Linked DNA regions of Homo sapiens: region 2 is linked to region 1. A link is a loop called in an ENCODE intact Hi-C map of the cell type or tissue named here. Cell type or tissue: IMR-90. All regions are shown on one strand. Links, peaks and the distances in the headings refer to the core of each region. The heading gives the core; the rest is flanking DNA.

Evidence for each region. A loop is a pair of places that touch in the nucleus more often than their neighbours do. Peaks named below come from ENCODE experiments on the same cell type or tissue, not always from the same donor. Only the 100,000 strongest peaks of a DNase experiment are listed, where the experiment ranks them.
Region 2: it touches region 1 in a loop (4-fold over the local background); 2 of 110 quality-filtered maps call a loop at or near these places.

What each region holds. Positions count from the first base shown.
Region 1 is chr1:220,807,143-220,812,634 of GRCh38, reverse strand. All of the region lies in intron 6 of MTARC1 (mitochondrial amidoxime reducing component 1), which reads right to left. Among named protein-coding and RNA genes, the nearest start is that of LINC01352, 19 kb to the left of the region's middle. In IMR-90, for the core only: a CTCF peak has its summit at 2,325; a DNase peak (open chromatin) is centred at 2,294; H3K27me3 peaks cover 246 bases.
Region 2 is chr1:221,720,852-221,726,343 of GRCh38, reverse strand. The region is part of intron 2 of DUSP10 (dual specificity phosphatase 10); the gene reads left to right. Among named protein-coding and RNA genes, the nearest start is that of DUSP10, 18 kb to the left of the region's middle. In IMR-90, for the core only: no CTCF peak of the experiment used is centred there; DNase peaks (open chromatin) are centred at 423, 1,233 and 2,803; H3K27ac peaks cover 2,185 bases.

The sequences.
Region 1 (5,492 bases), core at 138-5,137:
ATCCTAGCCGTCACTTGGGCTGGGAGCCCATCCTTTACACCACTGTCCTCTCTTCCCACAGCCTGTCCGCAGCTGCCGAGTTCCAAGGTTCTTCCTGTACAACATCATTTGACTTGGCTTGCTTTTCCTCATTCCGACTGTCACGATCTTGCTTCCAGCATGCTCAGACTATCATAATAACTTCTTAACCAACCTCTTTTCCTCATTCTCTACCTGTTTTCAATTCATTGTTGACACTGCACTATATCACTGTTTTAATTGTGTTCTGGTCTTATCATTCCTAGGCTCACAAACCTTCCGTGGCTCTCCAGTGCCTAAAGAATAACATTCCAACTATTCAGCCTGGTATGTAGGGCTCTACCTGGCCCCAGCCTGCTTTTTCAGACCTGTTGCCATCTGCTCCTTACCTGTGCCTCTGCAGCTCTCTGCTGGATTTCACCTTGCTTTGCATTGTACTGACTCGGTAAGTCCTCTGTGATTCCTGTGGGATGCTCCTCCTCCAGGTCCCCATGCTTTAGAATTGTACCTGCCTCAAGGCCCAAATCAAACACCACATCTCCCAGGAAGGAAGCCCAGGTTCCCCCAGCTACGAGTAATTCCCCCTCCTCAATTCTCTTTGCCCCTCCAATACTCACACATCTTGTCCTGTAATGTCAGGGCACAAGTTTGTCTGTTCTACAAGGCAGAGTCCCTGGAGAACAGGAACTGTGATTAATGCCCTTGTACTGCTCACGCCCAATGCCGGGCCTCCTACATCACCTGTGACCCACCATTGTTTGCTGGCTGGATTAGTATGCTCATGAGTAAAACCGTCTGTCAGAGGCAGTATAAATATGAATATTTTTGTCCAGCAGAAAATTAAAGAAGACGCAGGGAGAGGGTACATGAGCAGATGTGTGGGACTCACATGGCAAGATTCCCCCACCTTCCCCACTGGGAAGAAGTTAACCTTCAGTTTTTTATTTAATCTAACCCTAATTTTACATCATTTTTATATTTAAAACATTTTAGATAAATCATTCATTTTATTCTGCCTTGCTTTAAAAAAAAGTGAAAAAGTGACTGCAACAACTTGGTTCTAATGTTGTTCTTCAAATCAGAAATTGTTAAGGAGAAAACAGAGAGTCAAATCTAGAACCACCTTCTGGAGACCTGCAGCTCCTTCCCCAGACTGTAAACATCCTGTAGGCAGCACTGTGTCCACTTTGTTCTCTGTTGCATTCTCATGGCCTGGAACAGTGCCTCACACATACACTGTAACCACTCAAAAATAATGTTGGTTGAACAATGAATGAACAAATGAATGGATGAATGAAAATAACAAGCTGCTGATGCAGGCTTCCCTGCCTTGCCAAGAGTATTTCCTCTCTCTGTAATCAGGTTTCTGCAATGCCCTTGGACCTGACAAACCAGGCATCTCTCCTAGCCTGGCTCTCCTCTTTCAGCATGCAACATTCATGACATTCTGAGATCTATCTGTCAGAGGGTGACCTCTTCAGGAACAGGGGACACATCAGCTGCTTGTATGGGTGTTTCCGTTGCTGCCAAGCTCTGCAGTCTAAGAGTCCAGACTCTCATTATCTTGGGGAGAAATTGAGAGTTGGAGTTCTGCGCATCACACATGGATAGTTTATAAGGAACTTTACACATGTTCTCTTTTTTAATCCTTACAACCTGCTTATGTGGGAATTTGCCTTTTCTTCATTTTACAGTTAAGTCTCAGGGGGAGTAACAGACTTGCCTGAGATCACAGATCTAAAGGATCCAGCTGGGGCCAGAGCCCAGGCCTGGCTGACTTCAGAGTCTAGTGGACTCTTCCCACCCAGGATGTAACCCTGGTCGTCGACATCCTCCTGAGTACACCCACAGGCCTGAGAAGAACCGAGGGGTCTCACAATTTAGTCACCTACACCAATTTCTAGCCACTTACATTTTTCACCTATCCCTTCCTGCCAACCAAGCACAGACACACTCACTCCCCCACCAGGTAATGAGGAGCAGAGGACCGTAAAGAGCGGCTGCCCCTCTCGGCACAGCCTCCCTAAACTGCACAGGTCGGGGTGAGGGAGCTGCTTTGTGAAAGTGCAGGTGTGGTCACCGGCTCACAGGTGGCGGTCCACTCCGCTGTCTAGGAGTAGAAGCGGGAAGAGCTATGGGAGTGGAAAAGGGGTTCTCGGTGGGCCGGCCTGCCAGGGCTTTCCTACAGCTGCCTGGTTTTGCTGCGGGCTCTCACCGCCTCCTGCACCACCTCCTCTTGCTACTGCTGCGGAAGCCCGCCTCCAGGCTGTGGGAAGACTCAACGAGGTCACTAGCGGCGCCTTGTGGCACTAAGAGGTATTGCAAGCAGTCTATGAATTCGTGCGCACACTAAGTTCAACACTCTGAAACAGTATTCTTTCATACATGGGTCTTCTACGATTTTTTAAATATGTGACTTTTCATATATGTATTCCTGTTGGTATTAATAAATTAAAACTCATTTAAAATCTTCCTTAGTGCACTTTCTCCTTAAATGAACATGAAACATAACTATTCTAATGAGCAGGAAGCCCAAGACACTTTATTTAGCTTAAAACCGAGGTCTCTATTATTTACAAGGTGCAATGTAAATGGAAACAGTTTGTTACCGTTAAAGTGCTGTGCACCACAGAGGGCTGATCCTTGTTTACCCTGCCTGGTTTACGCATTCACTGGTCAACGTCCAGGCCATGACTCCAGGCAGAGTATCTGGTCACTGCCCGATCCCACCACTGGCGTTCATGGGACCATAAGTCACCAGCGGCAGAAGCCATTCCTGAGGCCTCATGACTGCCTATCTCTATGGCCAGGTTAAGAATTAAACAGCATTGTTAATCCCAATACTTTGGGAAGCCAAGGCAGACACGTCACCTGAGGTCAGGACTTTGAGACCAGACTGGTCAACATGGTGAAACCCTGTCTCTACTAAAAATACAAAAATTAGCCAGGCGTAGAGGCGCATGCCTGTAATCCCAGCTACTTGGGAGACTGAGGCATGAGGATTGCTTGAACCCAGGAGGCGGAGGTTGCAGAGAGCTGAGATTGCTCCACTGTGCTCCAGCCTGGGTGACAGAGTAAGACTCTGTCTCAATAAATAAATAAATTAAATTAAATTAAATTAAATTGAAGAATTAGACGGCATCGTGAACGTTCCTGGGAGAGGTGCCACACTGAACCTCCAGAGGCTGGCCGCTGGGCAAGTTCGTGTTAGGTTTCATTTAAAGCAGCCTCTGAGTATGGGAAGAAGTGTGGTCAGGCTTCTCCTCCTCTCAGAAGGTGTCAAGTTTATAAACAGTGACTCTCAATGACCGCAGCTTACATGGTCACTGTGTACAGTATTTTATCATCTATAAAAATCCTATATCTTGCCTTATTCCAGTCTACCAGAAGAGGTATTACAAGTCCAGTTTATACCAATAAAGAAACTGTGACTTGAAGAGCCTAAGCGACTTGCCAATGTCACACAATTAGGAGGTGACAGAGCCAGACTAGGGTGGAGAGTCTGCCTCCTCCCATGGAGTTACCACTGCTATATATTCTGTGTTTAGCTCAGCAGAGCACAGCCTGACACAAGTGGCTGCTGGCAAATGTCATTACTGTCACAGTATTCGTGCATCCAGCAAAACGTTTTTTTTTTTGAGTACCCATGCAGTAACTGTGCTATATTCTTTCCATTAGGGGCAAAATGTCATGGAAGCAACAACGGCAGACTCCAGCCATTCCTTCAACCATGGGGATCAGTGTGTACGTCACTTTCCCTTAAGAAAGAAAAGAAAAATTCCATTTTCATATCTTCCTGTTAGCAGACATGCCTCCACTGTGCCTCCCGCTGTGAGCATTTTACAGACAAAGGCTTCCCTATGCCTCTGTATTTCTTTTCCTCCCACTGCTGTACCACCGCGGGCTCTGCCTGTGGGTGACTAACATCAGGAGGCAGGGCTGGTCAGGCACAGAGGTCTCCCAGCTGAGCGCTGGCATTCCAGAAGCAACCCCAGCCATGGGCACCATGAGTGCCCAGAGGCAGAAAGTGGTGTAGCTCTGAGCAACCTGCCCAATAGCAGAGAGGCTGTGGACACCACTGTTTGCTTCCCTTCCCATGATTTATGGGATGTGGCCAGGCCTTTCTCTTCCCGATTTATGACCACCTGTCTTGGGAAGAACATAAATTACACATCCATGGCAATTTAAATCTCAGTAAGAGATAGGAGAAGACACCTAGGCTGGCCGCACTGTCTCCTGGGGTATTAGAAGCAATTAGGGCCAGATTGTTGGGCTTCACAAAGCCTGCGGAAGATCAGGGGGGTGTGCTGGCTCCTTGCGCCCCCCGCCTTCCCACCCTCACTCTGTGTTTAGGGTCAATTATCCTCCTTCTATAAACACAGGCTCCCAATGGAGGAAGGGGGGCACTGAAGATGCAGAGAACAAGCCCAAACACGTGAAGTGCTTTGCGGAGGCTGTTTCTGCAAGAGCATAAACCTTCTAAATCCAGAGGGAAGGATGCCCCACACCGAGCAACACACAGGGGGAAGAGAAAGAACAAGATGGACAAAAAAGGATGACAGCCAATTCCCCAAACCACTTGGCTGATTTACACAGAATCATCTATTTCTGTCCTGCCTCCTTTATTTTATAGGGAAGAACACTCAGGGTCTGAGTGCGGGCAGGGGTAGGAGCACAGCAGTCGGTGTGCTGCACATCCAGGTCTCCTGACTCCCAGCCCGGGATCTTCCCGCTGGCCCACCCTGCTTTCTGCCCCTAGTAGCTCCTCTGTGGCCATGGAAAACAGGAAGACTGAATTCTGGTTTGTTCTGATGGTGAGTGAGCGCATTTCAAAGAATAGCTATAACCCTGGTCCTCTCATCAATGTTCTGTCACATATAGTGACATTTCCCCCCAAAATTTTACTATGAAAATTCTCAAGCAGGCAAATGGTGAAATAATTTTACAGCAAACACCCATTTACCCGCTGCTTGAATTCTGAGCTTAACACTTGACTATATATATTTGTTTTTTTGTTTGTTTGTTTGTTTTTGTGAGACAGAGTCTCACTCTGTCATCCAAATTGGAGTGCAGTGGCACAATCTCAGCTCACTACAACCTCCACCTCTCGGATTCAAAGGATTCTCCTACCTCAGCCACCCGAGTAGCTGCAAATACAAGTGACCACCACCATGCCCAGCTAAGTTTTGTATTTTTAGTAGAAACAGAGTTTCACTATGTTGGCCAGGCTGGTCTCGAACTCCTGACCTCAAGTTATCCACCAGCCTCAGCCTCCCAAAGTGCTGGGATTACAGGCATGAGCCATCGTGCCTGCCCTTGACTATGTTTTCTTTATCACACATGTATCTATCCATCAATCCACTGTATTGTCTTTTTGCATTTCCAAGTAAGTTGCAGACACCAGTACATTTCAACTCTGAACAGTTCAGCTTGAATATTATTACCTAGAGTAAAAACCATTATTTGCTTTTTTT
Region 2 (5,492 bases), core at 161-5,160, 910 kb before region 1:
AGATTGTTTCCAAGGTTTTGGTATGACAAGAGAAACCTCTTGAAGGAAACCCTTGTTTGGAATTTTCTCCACCTTCCCACCCAACTGCACTCCCCATTTAGAGAAATGGGTACTAGCTGCCATTTTGGGTGCTAGTTGCCAGTTTGAGTTTATTTTTCCCCCCAATTCTCTTTCACTTTTTAACTTCTGCTTTTCTTTCCTGAGTGTAAGATCCAAATACCTATCAAAGTTGTGAGTTTTTAGGGACATCTTTATCCTTGACCACAGGTCTTGATACTGATCCTGAATGTGTGTGTTTACCACATGTCCTGTAAGGCACATATTGCAGATCTTGGACCTCTTTGGTGGATAGAGTGAGGACATGAGGAAGCACCACTCAGCGCTATTAAAAATCAGAAGCTATTGTGGAAGTGAATGATCTGGCAAGGCTAACAACGGCTCCTTATTTCATAAATATGAGTCACTCCCAGTTTTACACTGTAGATAAAACACTCTGAAAGGGACAATAAAAGCAGCAAGAGGTAGATTTAGTGAGATGCTGAGTAGATGTGTTTGTGTCTCCCTTCCTCTCAACTTTTCTAAATCCTGAGGTTTTAGTGCAGTGCTGAAGTCTTCTAGGGGCTTAAGCAAACACAGGCAGCAAAAACACATCAGAATGGAAAGATAATTCCCATTAGTTCATTTTGCCAAATTGAGGTAAAGTGCCCTTTAAATAGGAGATAATTCTTTGACAGATAATTAGCTTGTCTTCCTTGATAAAATATGTGAATTGGTTGAGTATATTATAATTAATTTTGCATATTATGTAAAAATCTATTCATGTACACTTACTAGGTGAATCTCTTAATTCCTACCTTGAGGATGGCTAGAAAGCCCCATTTCTGCTCCAGTGAATAGAAAGAGCTGGAGGAATGCTGTGGTTATGGAGTCCAGGAAGCCCTCTCTTACAAAGATTGGGAGGAGCTGAATGTGGTATATCATTATTAAAAGACACAGAGACTTCATATTAATACATGCATTTATTAAAACAAACTTTGAGAACACTTTTAGGCCTGAGAATGAGATGCTACAAAGTTGCCTAAATAATTACCTTGAAATCAATCTCTTGCTAGTGACATTCTTCTGGCTTCCCAATGTGGAGCTTTTTCCAGGGAGTGGAGTGAGTGATTGGCTGGGTGCAGCTAGCTGTTGGCTGGGCGGTGGCTGTGGGAAGTAGCCTGAGAGGGCACAGAACAGTTGCTCAATGACTCAGTGAGTCAAAGCTCCTCTCTGCAGTTTTTCTTCCCCCTACTCCTTAAGCCATTCTGAGCTCCTTCAGGCATCCCCATGTATCTGCGCACTGCTTTTGGGGTGTCTTTTCTCATTCAAAGCTATTGTCGTGGCTACTTGATTTGGCTCATATTAAAACGTGCACTGGGAGATGTTGGAGTGCTGAAATAAAAGAGCATGCTGTAGTTAATCGATCAGAGAGCCTCTCTTCTCCAAGTTGAAGTGTTTCTTTTCCTGAAAATAGAGTGGCTATTTGATGTTCCATGGGAGCCGAATGACTTCCTGGTGTAGTGTGGCTTATAGCACCGTAGATTTTAGTCATTGGTCACTACCCCTCCATGTGCATGCACACACATTCACATGCAAACAAACACATATTTTAGTTAACATTTGTAGAATGGGAACAATTATGACACTGAGCATTAACTCATTTAATGGGGATAGCAATAGTATTAAATCTATCTGCAGCGTCCAATATAGTAGCCTTGCTGCAAGCCAAACGTGGCCATTGAGCACTTGAAATGGGGCCAGTCCAAACAGAGATGTGCTGTAGGTGTAAAATATATACCAGATTTCAAGACTTTATATAGAAAATAATGTAAAATATTTCATTAGTAATTGTTTTAATATTGACTCTTGAAATGATATTTGCACATGTTAAGAAAAATATATTAGCAATATTTTACCTGTTTGTTTTTACTTTCTTGAATGCAGCTACTAGAAAAAAAAAATGCTTGTTATTATAGTAGCCTGAATTCCATGTCTATCAAATGTTGCCGATCTCAATGTGGTAATAACAGTATTATTATCCCCACTTTTTAGATGAGGCAATTGAGGCTGAGAGAGGTTAGGTAAGTTGCCCAAGGTCTCACAGCACAATGCCAAATTCAGACCTGCCTGACTCCAGAGCCCACACCCTTCATCACTAAGAAACTGTTGTATAATAGAGAATTTGTCTGGCCGTTGTCCTCAGTTCCTGGGAAATAATTTCTAAACCCTTGGAACTCCCCGAGTGTTAGGAGTGTCTTTGTTATGCATGATGAGCCCCTTGGATCACACCTGTGTTTATGTTAATGCGATGACTCAGGATAAGAGTTTATCATCAGAAAGACATCCACATGATTAGAAGGTCAGGGCTTTGTATTAGTTCATCTTCTTCAGCAGAAGAGAGTGGGACTGAAGATTGAGTTCAATCACAAGGCCAATAATTTAATTATGCCTAAGTAATGGAACCCAATAAAAACTCTGGACACCAAAGCTCAGTTAAACTTCCTAGTGAACACATTGCTGTGTCAGCAGGGCAATGTGTCCTGATTGCACAAGGAGAGGGCCTAGAAGCTCCATATGCAGGACCCTCCCAGATATTGCCCTGTATGTGTCTTTATCTGGCTCTTCCTGATTTGTAGCTTTTATAATAAAAACTATCATCATAAAGATAGGGCTTGTGTTCTGTGAGTCATTCTAGTGAATTATCAAGCCTGAAGCATTGTAGAAGCCACAGAATTTATAACCAGTTGGCTAGAAGTGTGGGTGGCCTGGGAACCCCTGAACCTGTGGCTAGCATCTGGAAGTGAAGGCATTCTTATTTGAGACTGTGGCCTTAACTTGGGGAGTCTGCACTGACTCTGCTTAGTCAGTTTCAGAATTATATTGCAGTATTGCAAGAATAGACTGCCTTTTATTTGGATGTATGTATTAGGAGAACAGCAGCTGAGAGAGCTAAGTGCTGCAGCTTAACTTGCTTATCTCTGTAACACCATTTCCTTGGTGACAATGGCCATTTGCATTCTAGACTTGGAAAATGACTCAATCTTTGAGCAACTGCTTTTGACCACTAGGATCAGTTGGGAGGCAGGCAGGCCTCTGAGACCTTCATACTCAAAACCCTTCAGGCTGTAATCTCTGGGGCCTATTTCATCTCCCAGTTGGCATCATGTTAGCGGTGGTGACAAACATATGTGTTGGCCCCTCTTTGACACCAGGGATTCTTAAGTATTGGTTTTGGGATTGAGATGTTCATGGGAAGCTGACACAGGGTGATACTATGGGTAAGGAGTATTTCGATTTTTTGTTGTGTTTTTTAATCATTTGCCTTGTCTGGAATTACGCTTTTGTGGTATGTCCTATTACATTTCATAAACAAGGTATTTAGCTCAATTGTTGCTTTTTCTTTTGGGGCTTTTGTTTGGATTTTTAAGCCAAGATCCATGTGTTTTATTTATTTTGGTTTAGTTTCTTCATCCCTGCTTAAAATAGACACTGCCTCTTGTCTGTGGTCCTGGTATCCACTACTCTTCTGTTTCCTGCTCAGGCCTGGCCCATGTTCTGCAAGGCCCTCTTAGGTCACCAGCTCCTAGAAAGTTGACTCCTATGAGTATCTCTTGGGGCCACCTTAGAATGCAGATTTCTAAGAAAAGTCCAACATAAACTCTGCAGTTATTGGGAGAAAGTTTCCGTCACCAGTGAAAACTAGGAATAAAACAAGATTTTGGAATGTATAAAAGAAGCCTCTTTCAAAAAGAAATCAATATGACTTGTTTTTTCCTAACATGGGCCAGCCCTGGGCACTTTTCATCTGCCACCACACCAGGCCTGCTCTTCAGAGGTGTTCAGCTTTAAGACTAGGGACAGTTCACACCAGATAACTATGAGGCAGTGTTCTCTGCCACTCATTGACTGTGGAAGTCTCAGTCCCAGTTTCTGAGAGGGGGAGAGCAAATTCATCAGAACCAACTGAAGAGGTACAGAACATGAGGCATTCACTTCTCACACAGTCCCTGAGCATCTCACCTTCCAGAATACCAGAGGCTTCAAGGCCCTTTTTCTACCTTTCAAGAGCGTTATAGCGTGCTATTGCTCTTTGAGAGATCTAGGGCTGTAACAGCCCTTATTTTTAGAAAAGAGAGAACTCCTGTGTTTGAAGAAATAGCTCTTATGATATGATCGTGTGGTTTCACATGGTCTTAAGTTCAAGTAACTTGCCCAAAGGTGCACAGTTATTAAGAGGGATAAGAGGAACTCCAAATTACTGATTTCAGATCCAGTGTTGTATCCCTTCAAAAGGAGATAGAAGAAACAGGGCCACCCGGGGTTGGTGAAGATACTGTCAGAATCATCTGTTACTGCTTACCACATCTAAGTGAGAGGGTCAGCAAGCTCTTGAGAGGGCCCACCTAGATCTTAGCTTGTGTATACCCTATACTGAGCACTGTGCCCCCATTTCATATTTAGTGCTTAATAAATGTATATTAAACTGAATTGAGGGCCCCTCCTGCTGCTCAGTGACATCCCTCAGGGTGAGTTTCCCTCCTGAGCCTTCTTTTCCCTTTCATGACTACCTTCCATGCATCTCTACCATTCATCACTCATATAGAATGTCCAAGAAGTAGGGGCGAGGAGAGAGGAGAAAGGGGTAAGAGGCCACCAAGTGTGATTTGCCTTGGATTTCAGCCCTCCCTGGAAGGTGCCCATTTGTCACATTTAAGGGAGGCCCAGCACCCCTGTAAATTGCCTCTTCCTCATAAGTGTACTCAGCCCTCCTTCCCAGCCTTGGAATGCCAGGATTTCTAAATCCTTGTGCTGAATTCACCTGGCGAGTCCTGCACCTGACTGTGTGAGTTACAGCTGGATGGCATTGTTCAGCTCAATCTTCAGTGTGTTCTGAAAATGTTTCTTCTTCCAGTCCTGTCACTGAATTTCCCTAAAGTTCCTTCCTCCTTTCCCTCATTAGATTTCTCTTTGGGGACTATTTTTTTCAATCAAATCTCGCAAATCCATAGCATAATGCTGAACAGCATATAATAGATGCTTTACAATAAACTGGTCCTATCTCATCTCATTCCAGTGTTCAATGAATCTAAAAATATTTAATGAGCACTTACTATATACAATTCAGATGCTAAACAGTGAATACTTAGAATTTCTATTAATAACTACAATGTAGTAGCTGATTTAATTCTTGCAATAACTATTGTTGCCTGTTAGGACTATTATTAGCTCCATTTCAGGGTACAAAGAGGTGAAACAGCTTTGTCAATATCATACTGGAAAGTTGTGGAGACAGTCTGGCCCTAGTGCACCAAACCATTACACTCTATTTCCTCTAAGAGAAAGAACATCTTGACTTTCTTGGGGTCCACACTTTAATAAGAACAATAAACAGGGAAGAAATAAATAGGTAACTTCAGATAGCGATAAGTGTTCTGAAGACAATGAAACTCTTA